Linked DNA regions of Homo sapiens: region 1 is linked to region 2. A link is a contact called in ENCODE Hi-C or POLR2A ChIA-PET data. All regions are on one chromosome and are shown on one strand. The core of a region is the stretch at or near the end of the contact, and the rest is flanking DNA. Distances in the headings are between cores, read along the strand shown.

Region 1 (6,746 bases), core at 297-2,796, 350 kb before region 2:
AGGAGAAACTGAATAAGAATCTGGCAGGATCACAATAATTGAATAACAGAAGTATCAGGAGACCCTCTGCACTCTAAGGAATAAGGGTATCTGCTTTTACAGACTTTCTGCAGTAAGGGGCCATCTAATGAGAAAGGGGGCTAAGCAATATTTATTGCAGTACGACAGGCATCTTTTCAGATGCTGAGGCTTTTCAAAGACTTTAGTGTTCTCAGAGCCAGCCTCATTTGTCTAAAGACATCACAGCATGAAGCACTGTAACTAGAAAAAAAATGAGATCAGAGTAGAAACTCAATTTCCTATCCAATGGAACAGATCACATTTATATCAACATTTCTTTTTTTTTTCTTTCTTTCTTTTTTGAGATGGAGTCTCACTCTGTGGCCTAGGCTGGAGTGCAGTGGCGCAATCTCAGGTCACTGCAACCTTCGCCTCCCAGGTTCAAGTGACTCTCCTGCCTCAGCCTCCCGAGTAGCTGGTATTACAGGCACCCACCACCATGCTTGGCTAATTTTTCTATCTGTAATACAGACATGGGGTTTCGCCATGTTGGCCAGGCTGGTCTCAAACTCCTGACCTCAAGTGATTGCCCCCCAACACAGCCTTGGGCTCCTAAAGTTCTGGGATTACAGGCATGAGCAACCGCATCCAGCCTATATCAACATTTCTTAAACCTCAACTATTTGGGCACTTAAGAACGCTCCCGACGGGGTGCAGTGGCTCATGCCTGTAATCCCAGCACTGTGGGAGGCTGAGGCGGGTGTATCATTTAAGCTCAGGAGTTCAAGAGCAACCTGGGCAACATGGTAAAACCTCCGTCTCTACTAAAAATACAAAAAATTAGCCAGGCATGGTGGCACACACCTGTGGTCCGAGCTGCTTGGGGGACAGGGGTAGAAGGATCACTTGAGCCCGGGAGCTGTGATCGTGCCACTGTACATGAGCCTGGGTGACACAGCAAGACCTGCCTCAAAAAAAACCCCAACAAAACAAAAAACACTCCCCTGTGATTCAAGACTGTGAAATGTTGTATCTGCAAATAATTATCCCAAACGGAGAGTCGCTTGAGCCAGGAGGTTGAGGCTGCAGTGAGCTATCACTGTGCCACTGCAATCCAGTCTGGGTGAAAGAGCAAGACACTGTCTCTATTTTAAAAATGAAAAAAATTAGCCATGCCTGGTGGCGCATGCCTGTAGTCCCAGCTACTCGGAAGGCTGAGGCAGGAGAATCGTTTGAACCCAGGAGGCGGAGGTTGCACAGGGAGCTGAGATCGCACCACTGCACTCCAGCCTGGGCAACAGATTGAGACTCCATCTCAAAAAAAAAAAAAAAAAAAAAAAAAAAAAATCCAAAATGAATGAAAAGCAGGATGACTGAAAAAATATATTCAACAAATATATTCTGTCAAGTTATACAGAAAAATGTCATGTGCTTTTTGACTAACAACAGTCCTTTCAGTTCTATGGAGGTAAAATTATATAGATTATGCTGCACTTCCTGTTTTAACAAGCAAGTGAAATACTCCCTTTGCAAGAAGTTTCCGGCCCAGTGCAGTGGCTCACACCTATAATCCCGCACTTTGGGAGGCTGAGGTAAACAGATCACTTGAGGTCAGGAGTTTGAGACCAGCCTGGCTAACATGGTGAAACTTCATCTCTACTAAAAATACAAAAATGACCCAGGTATGGTGGCGCATGACTGTAATACCACCTAGCTGGGTAACTGAGGCAGGAGAATCGCTTGAACCCAGGAAGCAGAGGTTGCAGTGAGCTGTGATTGAGCCACTGCACTCCAGCCTGGGTGACAAAGCGAGACTCTGTCTCAAAAAAGAAAAAAGAAGAGGAAAAAAAAAAAGAAGAAAGATGTTTCTGGCCAGTCGCGGTGGCTCATGCCTATAATCCCAGCACTTTGGGAGGTCGAGGCGGGTGGATCACCTGAGGTCAGGAGTTCGAGACCAGCCTGGCCAACATGGCAAAACCCTGTCTCTACTAAAAATACAAAAATTAGCTGGACTTGGTGGTAGGCACCTGTAGTCTCAGCTACTTGGGAGGCTGAGACAGAATTGCCTGAACCTGGGAGGCAGAGATTGCAGTAAGCAAAGATTGCGCCATTGCACTCCAGCCTGGGCGACAGGGTGAGTGAGACTCCATCTCAAAAAAAAAAAAAAAAAAAAAAAAAAGAAGAAGAAGAAAAAAGAAGTTTCCATTCCACATTAATCACAATGAAATCTGTGTCTTTTGATTCTCCAGAGATCAAGACTACGTCAAGAACAAGATCTCTAAGCAGAAGTTAATTCAAAAGTGAAGGTAATGAAGCTCAAAGGATGGACTGAAAAGTTCAACCCTGTAATAAAACATGTGAAAATGGCCGCATGAGGTGGCTTACGCCTGTAATCCCAGCACTTTGGGAGGCCAAGGCAGGTGGATCACCTGAGGTCAGGAGTTCAAGACCAGCCTGGCCAACATGGTGAAACCCCATTTCTATTAAAAATCAAAATTAGCCAGGCGTGGTAGCACATGCCTGTAATCCCAGCTACTCAGGAGACTGAGGCAGTAGAATCCCTTGAACCTGGGAGGCAGAGGTTGTGGTGAGCCGAGACTGCGCCACTGCACGCCAGCCTGGGCAACAAGAGCGAAAATCTGTCTCAAAAAAAAAAAAAAGTGTGAAAATGGAAACTATAGGCAAAACTCAAACAACAAAATCAAAGCTGTAGTAAGCGGTTCATTTTGTGTTTGAGAATTCCAAACAAAATAGTTAGCTATTCCTTGCTAGCTTAGTAATTATGAGACAACTTAAGAATTAATCAAATTAATGAGCCTCCACATACACTTACACCTATGTCTAGAATACTTCATTAACTAGAGAAGATAATTTCCAGACTATTCTGGGCAGTTGCCTTGTCTTAAAAAGCAGTGAAAAGTGCTGACATGAGGATTAGGAAACAATTGTGTGAAGGCAAAGAAACTTAAAGTCATCCTTTTAAAAATAAAAATGTTCTTCCTTTAACTTCAATAATTCTGTTTAAATACCAATACTTAATGTGGAATTATCTATTCTGGCTCAACTGTGGCTTGGGAACTTGTGCAAATTACAAACTTGGTATGAATCACTGGTCTGCCTTCCACAAACTGCAGAGTTGAAGGTTAAGTTACTGAAAAGGTCACTTCACTCCTTTCTGGCCTGCAACAGTATCTTCCTCAAATGCCAAATGCTGTTAGCAATGTTTCTGGACAGGAGGAGGCAACAAACAAATCATCTGGGAGGTCATACTTATTGTAAGTTATGAATAGCAGAGACAGGGCACTAATTATGTTACAGAAGTAAGGGCCTCTATTAAAGCTGTGGCTTCAGTTTGTTTTCAGGTGTTAGAAAATGTCACATAATACCAAATAATTCAAAAATTAAGTAAGGAAGTAACAAGCAATTAAGACCAGCTATCTGATATATGCCTACTTGTACTGGCCCTTTAGGCTGGGGAGAAGATTTTCCTTCTGTTTATAATTTACAAGATTAGATCTAGAATTCTTGTCAACCTGATATTTATGACAAGCCATATATCCTTGACCTAACCCCAAAGAAGATACTATTTACCCACTGCTTTCTTCACCCTCTATAAAAATAAGGGCTGGCCTTGACTAAAATAGGCACCCTCTGGGAGAGGTCTATAGTCACATGCGGCCTGGCACAAATGTAACTTTTTTTTTCCTTTAAACGAGAACATCATTCCTTTGAATAGCCTGCCAAGTGTAGAACTGTCTCTTAATTTCTGAACACTAATTTATATACACATATATATACACGTATATATATACATACACGTTATATATATATACACGTATATGTATATGTGTATATATACATACACGTTATATATATATACACGTATATGTATATGTGTATATATACATTGTTTTTTTTTTTTGAGATGGAATTTCACTTTTGTCGTCCAGGATGGAGTGTGATGGCACAATCTTGGCTCACTGCAACCTCCACCTCCTGGGTTTAGGAGACTCTCCTGCCTCGGCCTCCTGAGTAGCTGGGATTACAGGCACCCGTCACCATGCCCGGTTCATTTTTTGAATTTTTAGTAGAGACGGGGTTTCACCATGTCAGCCAGGCTGGTCTCAAACTTCTGACCTGAGGTGATCCACCCGCCTCAGCCTCCCAAAGTGCTGGGATTACCCACCACGCCTGGCCTATATTTTTTACTCTATACATTGTTCAACTAAGTAATGATCTTTGAGTAGTAGGACAATGAGTACTTTTTTTTTCTTTTTCATACTTTTTTTGTTTTGTTTCGTTTTTCAGACGGAGTCTCGCTCTGTCGCCCAGGCTGGAGTGCAGTGGCATGAACTTGGCTCACTGCAACCTCCGCCTCCCAGGTTCAAGCGATTCTCTGCCTCAGCCTCCTGAGTAGCTGGGATTACAGGCGCCCACCACCATGCTGGGATAAGTTTTGTATTTTTAGTAGAGACGGGGTTTCACCATCTTGGCCAGGCTGGTCTTGAACTCCTGACCTTGTGATCCATCCCGCCTTGGCCTCCCAAAGTGCTGGGATTACAGGCGTGAGCCACCGTGCCTGGCCCATACTTTCCAATTTTTTAGCAATGAGTAATGTTACTTTCATGGGAAGGATGACAAGAACTATTTATGTAAATCAGGTAAAAACCACATTCTATACTCACATTTAATATTAAAACTATTCAAAACATTCTATTGGACATTTACTGTATGCAAGACACTATGGTGAAAGGGAGCTAAAGATTTATATGTAATAAAATATTTCCTGCATATGGGAACTTAAAATGAAGTGATGATTTTGGTTGGGGAGGACAGTTTAGGGAGATTCAAGATATATGACTATAATAAAGTAAAATATGCACCAATAAAAACAAAAGCAAAGAAGGTCAGATTATGCATAGCTGAAGGAATCAAAAGGATTAATGAAGAAGTGTCTGAAATGAGCCTTGAAGGATGAAAGAAAATGAGTTGTAGGAGAGGAGGCTGACAAGACAGGCATTTTGAGCAATTCCCTAGGATTCTGACTTACATGAATAAAGTACAAGTCATAGCAGGTGAGGGTTCCAAGAGCAGGGAAACTTGACCTCCAGGTAAATGTCTATTACATTCATGCCAGGAACCTCTCACCATTAATCAGCGCAAACAATGCAGTGCAGAGCTTACGGCATTTAGGAGTCCCTGGAAGGAAAGGCTGGCCTGAGGCTACCAAACTCAACAAGGCTTGTTAAGTTTTTGTTTTAACTAATAGTTAACAGTTAAGCAAAACCCCTTAATTAAAACAAAAGCAATAGCTAATAACTAAGTAGAAGTCACAATCAGCCAAAATCACCTCCCTAAAAGAAAATCTAAAATGATCTTTTCTAACTGGAAAGGCAGTGTGGGATACTGAGCAAGGACACAGGCTCTGGAGGCAGATCTGGGTTCAAACTCCAGCCCCAGAACAAGATGTGCTAAGCATGGCCTTGGGCAGCTCTCTGAGCTTCAGTAGCTTCACCTGTGAATGGAGTCGTATCCTCGATTTCACAGGGCCGGTGTGAGGAACGAGGATAACCTCTTCAGAACATCTACCAGTGCTCCGCTCACAGCCAACATTCAGCAAGTTAGAGTTATGCCTATCTCTAAGAAAGGCTGGCGAGCAGCAAACAGACCAGCCTAGACTGCAGCAATCAGAAAAAAAAGAGTCTTTGACCCATGTTTGTAGGCTGCCAGCTCTACAAACACTAGTCTGTGGTCACAACCAAAAGACAATGCCCACTCAGAGATAATGCATAAAAGATAAGTAGTCCATTCAGCTCTTTCAGTCACACATCCACCACCATTCAATATTCCATTAAACATTCAATAGTAACATTTTCAAGTACTAATAAACATATATTTGTCTCCAAAAATAACAAGGAAAAAAGGATTTACCTGCACTTTGAAAAGAATATTTTCCCCAGAAGGACTCTGAAGTAACCTTACTTAGCAAATACTTCAGAGCCTGCTGCCTCCTGTGTCAGGATTCCAACTCAAAGATTTCTCATTTTACATGGGAAATCCTAAAACTATGAGGAATACATACATGGGCCTAACCATTTTCTTCGTCACTACAATAATACCAGTGCCTTTATAGCGATCTTCCCTTCTCTTTTCTTCCCCTGTACATTGTGAGCCTCCAAAGGGCTGAGTCTCACACAGCTAACCGTTGTTTCATCCCCACTGGCTGGCCTAGTACCTGGCTCAATGATTCCCCACCCTTGCTGCACAATGAGATTACCTATGGAACCCCAGCCCTACTCCCTGAATCGGTGTGGCCAGGGTGGGCCTAGGCCTCTCAGCACAGGCGATTCTAATGAGAATCAATGGTCCAGCTGGATGGAAGCATTCCACAAGCCTGATGGTTCTGCCTGTAAAATGCCTCTTGTACCAAGCAATCCCATTTTCTGTTCCCAAACTTGATCCTTCCTTTTGCATTTCCCACCCTAATTAATGGCAGCCCAGCTACCCATACATACTTCCAGGCTTAGAACCCTTAAGGCATCTTCCAAGTGCAAAACCTCTAACTCAATTTCCACTCCTCTTTCTCTTTTATCCTCTGACCAATTATCACCAAGCCTACCATGAGTCTGAAGCTCAACTACTTCCCACTGCCCTAGGTAAAGCCCTTTCTAGCTCAGACAATTTCAGTAGCTTCGTAACTGGTCTTTTGCCTCCTGTTCTCCCATTACACCCTCTGTATCGATTTG
Region 2 (3,860 bases), core at 595-3,094:
TAAATGGAGACACGTGGCCATCTAAAAAGGTGACATGAAGTGACCACAGGGTCCAGGGTGTCAGAAATCTAGATTTTTGTTTTTACACAAAATTTCCCCATTTAAAAAGCATTGGCTAGTTATTATTATTATTTTTTTAAAACATACTGGCTATTCATAGCTAGCACTTATATTGCCCTTGCCACAAGTTCACACTTTCCCCACATTAACATGTCGAATCCTCGCAATCTCCTATGAGGTAGCTTCTATTATTATTCCCACTTTACAGATGAGGAAATTGAGGTGCAGTGAGGTTAAGGAGCTTGTTCAAAGCACACAGCAGGTGGAAAGTGAAGGCAGCCCTTTTAGCTGCTTGAATTTTGGGGGAGGGAAAATCTACATACAATTTTTAGTAAAATGTGGAACTTGATGGAAACAGGCCTGTGAGGCTATGAGGGGAGCATTTAAAATCGACTCATTAAGGTTCACTAATAAGGTTGACGGCACCATTGCTTGCTCATACAGAAGCTTTGGCAAATTAGCAAAAGTGCCCCTTCTACCAAACTCACTACCGCACCACCTGAGTTGAAAAAAAAAAAAATTATTACCAGACACTTTACTGCCAGTTCTGGAAAGCTGTTGCAACAAATACACAGTCTGATGACTTTTATGAAACTGACATTTAGAAGAATTGTTCAGTGCACAACTCACATGACAGTATGTGGCGGCCCTTCACGCCATAATAATGTCATGCTCTAAGCAGGTCTCTATGCATCGTGAGCAAGGCAGAACCTGCAGTCACGCAGACCTAGGTTTGAATCTAGGTCCTGGCATTTACTATTAGTGTTGTTATTTTATTTTATTTTTGAGACAGAGTCTTGCTCTGTTGCCCAGACTGGAGTGCAGTGGCATGATCTTGGCTCATTGCAACCTCTGCCTCCCGGGTTCAAGCGATTCTCGTGCCATGCGTCAGCCTCCTGAGTGGCTGGGAATACAGGCGTCCACCACCATGCCCAGCTAATTTTTGTATTTTTAGTAGAGACAGGGTTTCCTCATGTTGGCTAGGCTGGTCTCAAACTCCTGGTCTCAAGTGATCCTCCTGCCTTGGCCTCCCAAAGTGCTGGGATTACAGGTGTGATTATTGTTATTTTAGATGAGTGACTTTACTTCCCTGGGTCTCAGTTTGCCTATCTGTAAAATGGCAGTTATGCCAGTCCCTACCTCATAGGGTGGCAGAGAATGAAATGAGGCCAGGCCTCAGAAGACGATAGCTGGTTCTCTGTCAGTGTGGGGTCAGGGGTGCTTTAGACGAGAGGGGAGACGGAGCCCCCCAGAAGGAGAACCCAGGAGCTGGGTTAGAGGGAGTGCTTGAAGGACCCCATTACCTCCTCCTTGGAAAACCTCTCCGCCTGCGTGGTCAGCATTTCCCGAACGCTGCAGAGAAAGGAAAGCAGGTGTTGGTGTCAGTTGTGTGTGTGTAGGGGGGACAGGGGGCAAGCAGGGAACCCCCTTCCTCCCCCACAGACCCCACTCACTAATCAGCCTTCAGCACCCCTTTGCCTTCAGGGTCAAACACTTTGAATGCGTTGAGAATGGTTTCCTCAGGGTCCGCTCCTGAAACGGAACACAGGGCTTACATGTACTGGGGGTGGCTGGGAACCACTGGCACCCCAGGCAGCAGGGCCCAAGTTCCCCCAGAGATGAAGGGGCCAGAGCAAGGCTGCTTTGCATGGAGGAAAAAGACCCTGCTTTCGTCTGATCACTGAGCCTCTGTATTTCGAAGAGAGGGCTGAGAACCCAAGGTCAAACATCATCTAGATTTGAAAGCCTGGGATTCAAATCTTAACCCTGGCACTTGCTAGCCATGTGGCCTCAGACAAGGGACTTTCTGTCTCTTAGTCTCAGTTCCCCATCTGTAAACTGGTGATAAGAATAGAGCATACCTCCTAGTTGCTATTAAGTGGGGTAATGCATATAAAGTGGTTAGCATGAGGTCTGACTTAGGTTAAGTCTTGGAGCAATGTTAGTTGCTGTGTTTTTGTTTTGTTTTGTTTTGTTTTGAGACAGAGTCTCACCTTGTTACCAAGGCCGGAGTGCAGTGGCACAATGTCAGCTCACTGCAACCTCTGACATCCCGGTTCAAGGGATTCTCCCGCCTCAGCCTCCTGAGTACCTGGGACTACAGGTGCACACCACCATGCCTGGCTAATTTTTTTGTGTGTTTTTAGTACAGATGGGGTTTCACCATGTTGGCCAGGTTGGTCTTGAACTCCTGACCTCAAGTGATCTGCCCGCCTCGGCCTCTGAAAGTGCTGGGGATTACAGGCATCAGCCACTGCGCCCAGCCAAGTTGCTGTTTTCATTATTTTTTTCCAATGGTGCTTTATCTCTTTTAAAGTTAACCATCTTCTGCCAGCCCCCCCGAAGAAACATAGACACATACACACAGACACACACACACACACACGACCTTACCCTTAAGTTTCTCCCCAAACATTGTGAGGAACACAGTAAAGTTAATTGGACCCGGAGCCTCCTTGATCATTTCATCAATTTCTTCATTTTTCACGTTCACTCGCCCTAGGGTAGGAAACACACACTCAGGGACTCCGAGCTGGGGAGAAAGAACCATTATGACACTGCCATTGGCTCCTGGGATTCCACTTCAAGAAATCTAGTCTAGAAATCATCAGAGATGGGGTGGATGGAGGCAAAGATCTTTTCTGAGAAGATGTTCTTGACAGTGTTATTTATAATAACCAAATGACTGGAAGCGACCCTAACATCTGATGTGGGAAGGTGTTCGTTATTTATTTATTTTTCTTTGAGACAGGGTCTGGCTGTGTCACCCAGGCTGGAGTGTAGTGGTACAATCTCGACTCACTGTAACCTCCGCCTCCCAGGTTCAAGCGATTCTCGTGCCTCAGCCTCCCAAGTAGCTGGGATTGCAGGTGCATGCCACCATGCCTGGCTAATTTTTGTAGTTTTTTGGACAGACAGGGTTTTGCCATGTTGCCCAGGCAGGTCTCGAAGTCCTGGGTTCAAGTGGTCCTCCAGCCTACGCCTCCCAAAGTGCTGGGATTACAGGTGTGAGCCACCATGCCGGCCAGTTCATTATATTTAAAATAGTGTCTTCAGAACCTGGAACATTTGATGCAGATATTTTCATTTTTCACTCAAATGGGAAAGGCTCATGTTGTAAATTAGCCCTTCACAGTTGGAGGCGGGAGAGACAGATCAGGATCACCTGAGGGAACTTTTACAAGTTAAACCTGCTGTAACCCACAGCCGTGGAGGTTCTGATTTACCTGCTCTAGTCCTGCCACAAGCCTAACTTTGTGCAAATAAGAAAAATCTGTCATTTTTTAAGCCAATGTATGTTTTAAGTATAAAAAGCTACACTCACTACAAATGTGAATACTTCCCTGTAGAATTGTGCAGTGCGCAGTCTGCACAGCTGTGTATGGTTGCCCTGAGTTCTAAGGTCAGGAGTAAGTGGTGGTGGCGGGTAGCAGATTGGGCATGTATATTTTGAAGAAACTCCATGTACTCATGCTCACACTGTTGAGATGATACATTTTAGAAGATAAATTCGAAAGAGAATGATTCCAATAATTTAAAAAACTAAAACCCAAACCTAACAGACATGTCTAGAAAGACTTAGAGGAGGGACTGGAATGTTCACAGTGGAATATGACCTTCTGGGTGATGTCATTTTCTCCTTTATACTTTTCTGCATTTTTTCCCCATTTTCTGTTGTGAGCTGACATTGCATTCAAAATCACACAAAAAAGTTATTTCAAGAGAAAAAAAAGATATCTGAAGGTACTCAAAGACTAAACACTTCTTTCCCATCCCCTGAAATTTGTCTTAAAGACCAG

The links. A loop is a pair of places that touch in the nucleus more often than their neighbours do. ChIA-PET counts read pairs that join two places held with the same protein, here RNA polymerase II (POLR2A). Pooled maps may share reads with other maps.
Region 1: a loop to region 2 is called in a pooled map, with 3 times the contacts of the local background. The contact joins two enhancer-like sites. A Hi-C loop is called at or near these places in 1 of 37 single-sample maps with no recorded cell type and 2 of 50 pooled maps. POLR2A ChIA-PET finds 5 or more read pairs at or near these places in 2 of 52 experiments (AG04450 and PC-9).

The regions. Positions count from the first base shown.
Region 1 is chr12:110,560,970-110,567,715 of GRCh38, forward strand. The region is part of intron 1 of PPTC7 (protein phosphatase targeting COQ7); the gene reads right to left. Among named protein-coding and RNA genes, the nearest start is that of PPTC7, 19 kb to the right of the region's middle. Within about 2 kb of position 1,547, at least 9 of the 41 ENCODE cell types and tissues checked have a DNase peak (open chromatin) inside an H3K27ac peak, as active enhancers do.
Region 2 is chr12:110,911,732-110,915,591 of GRCh38, forward strand. MYL2 (myosin light chain 2) reads right to left here. Exons shown (of 7, transcript NM_000432.4): 4 at 2,455-2,559; 5 at 1,515-1,593; 6 at 1,365-1,413. Among named protein-coding and RNA genes, the nearest start is that of MYL2, 6.9 kb to the right of the region's middle. Within about 2 kb of position 1,845, at least 3 of the 41 ENCODE cell types and tissues checked have a DNase peak (open chromatin) inside an H3K27ac peak, as active enhancers do.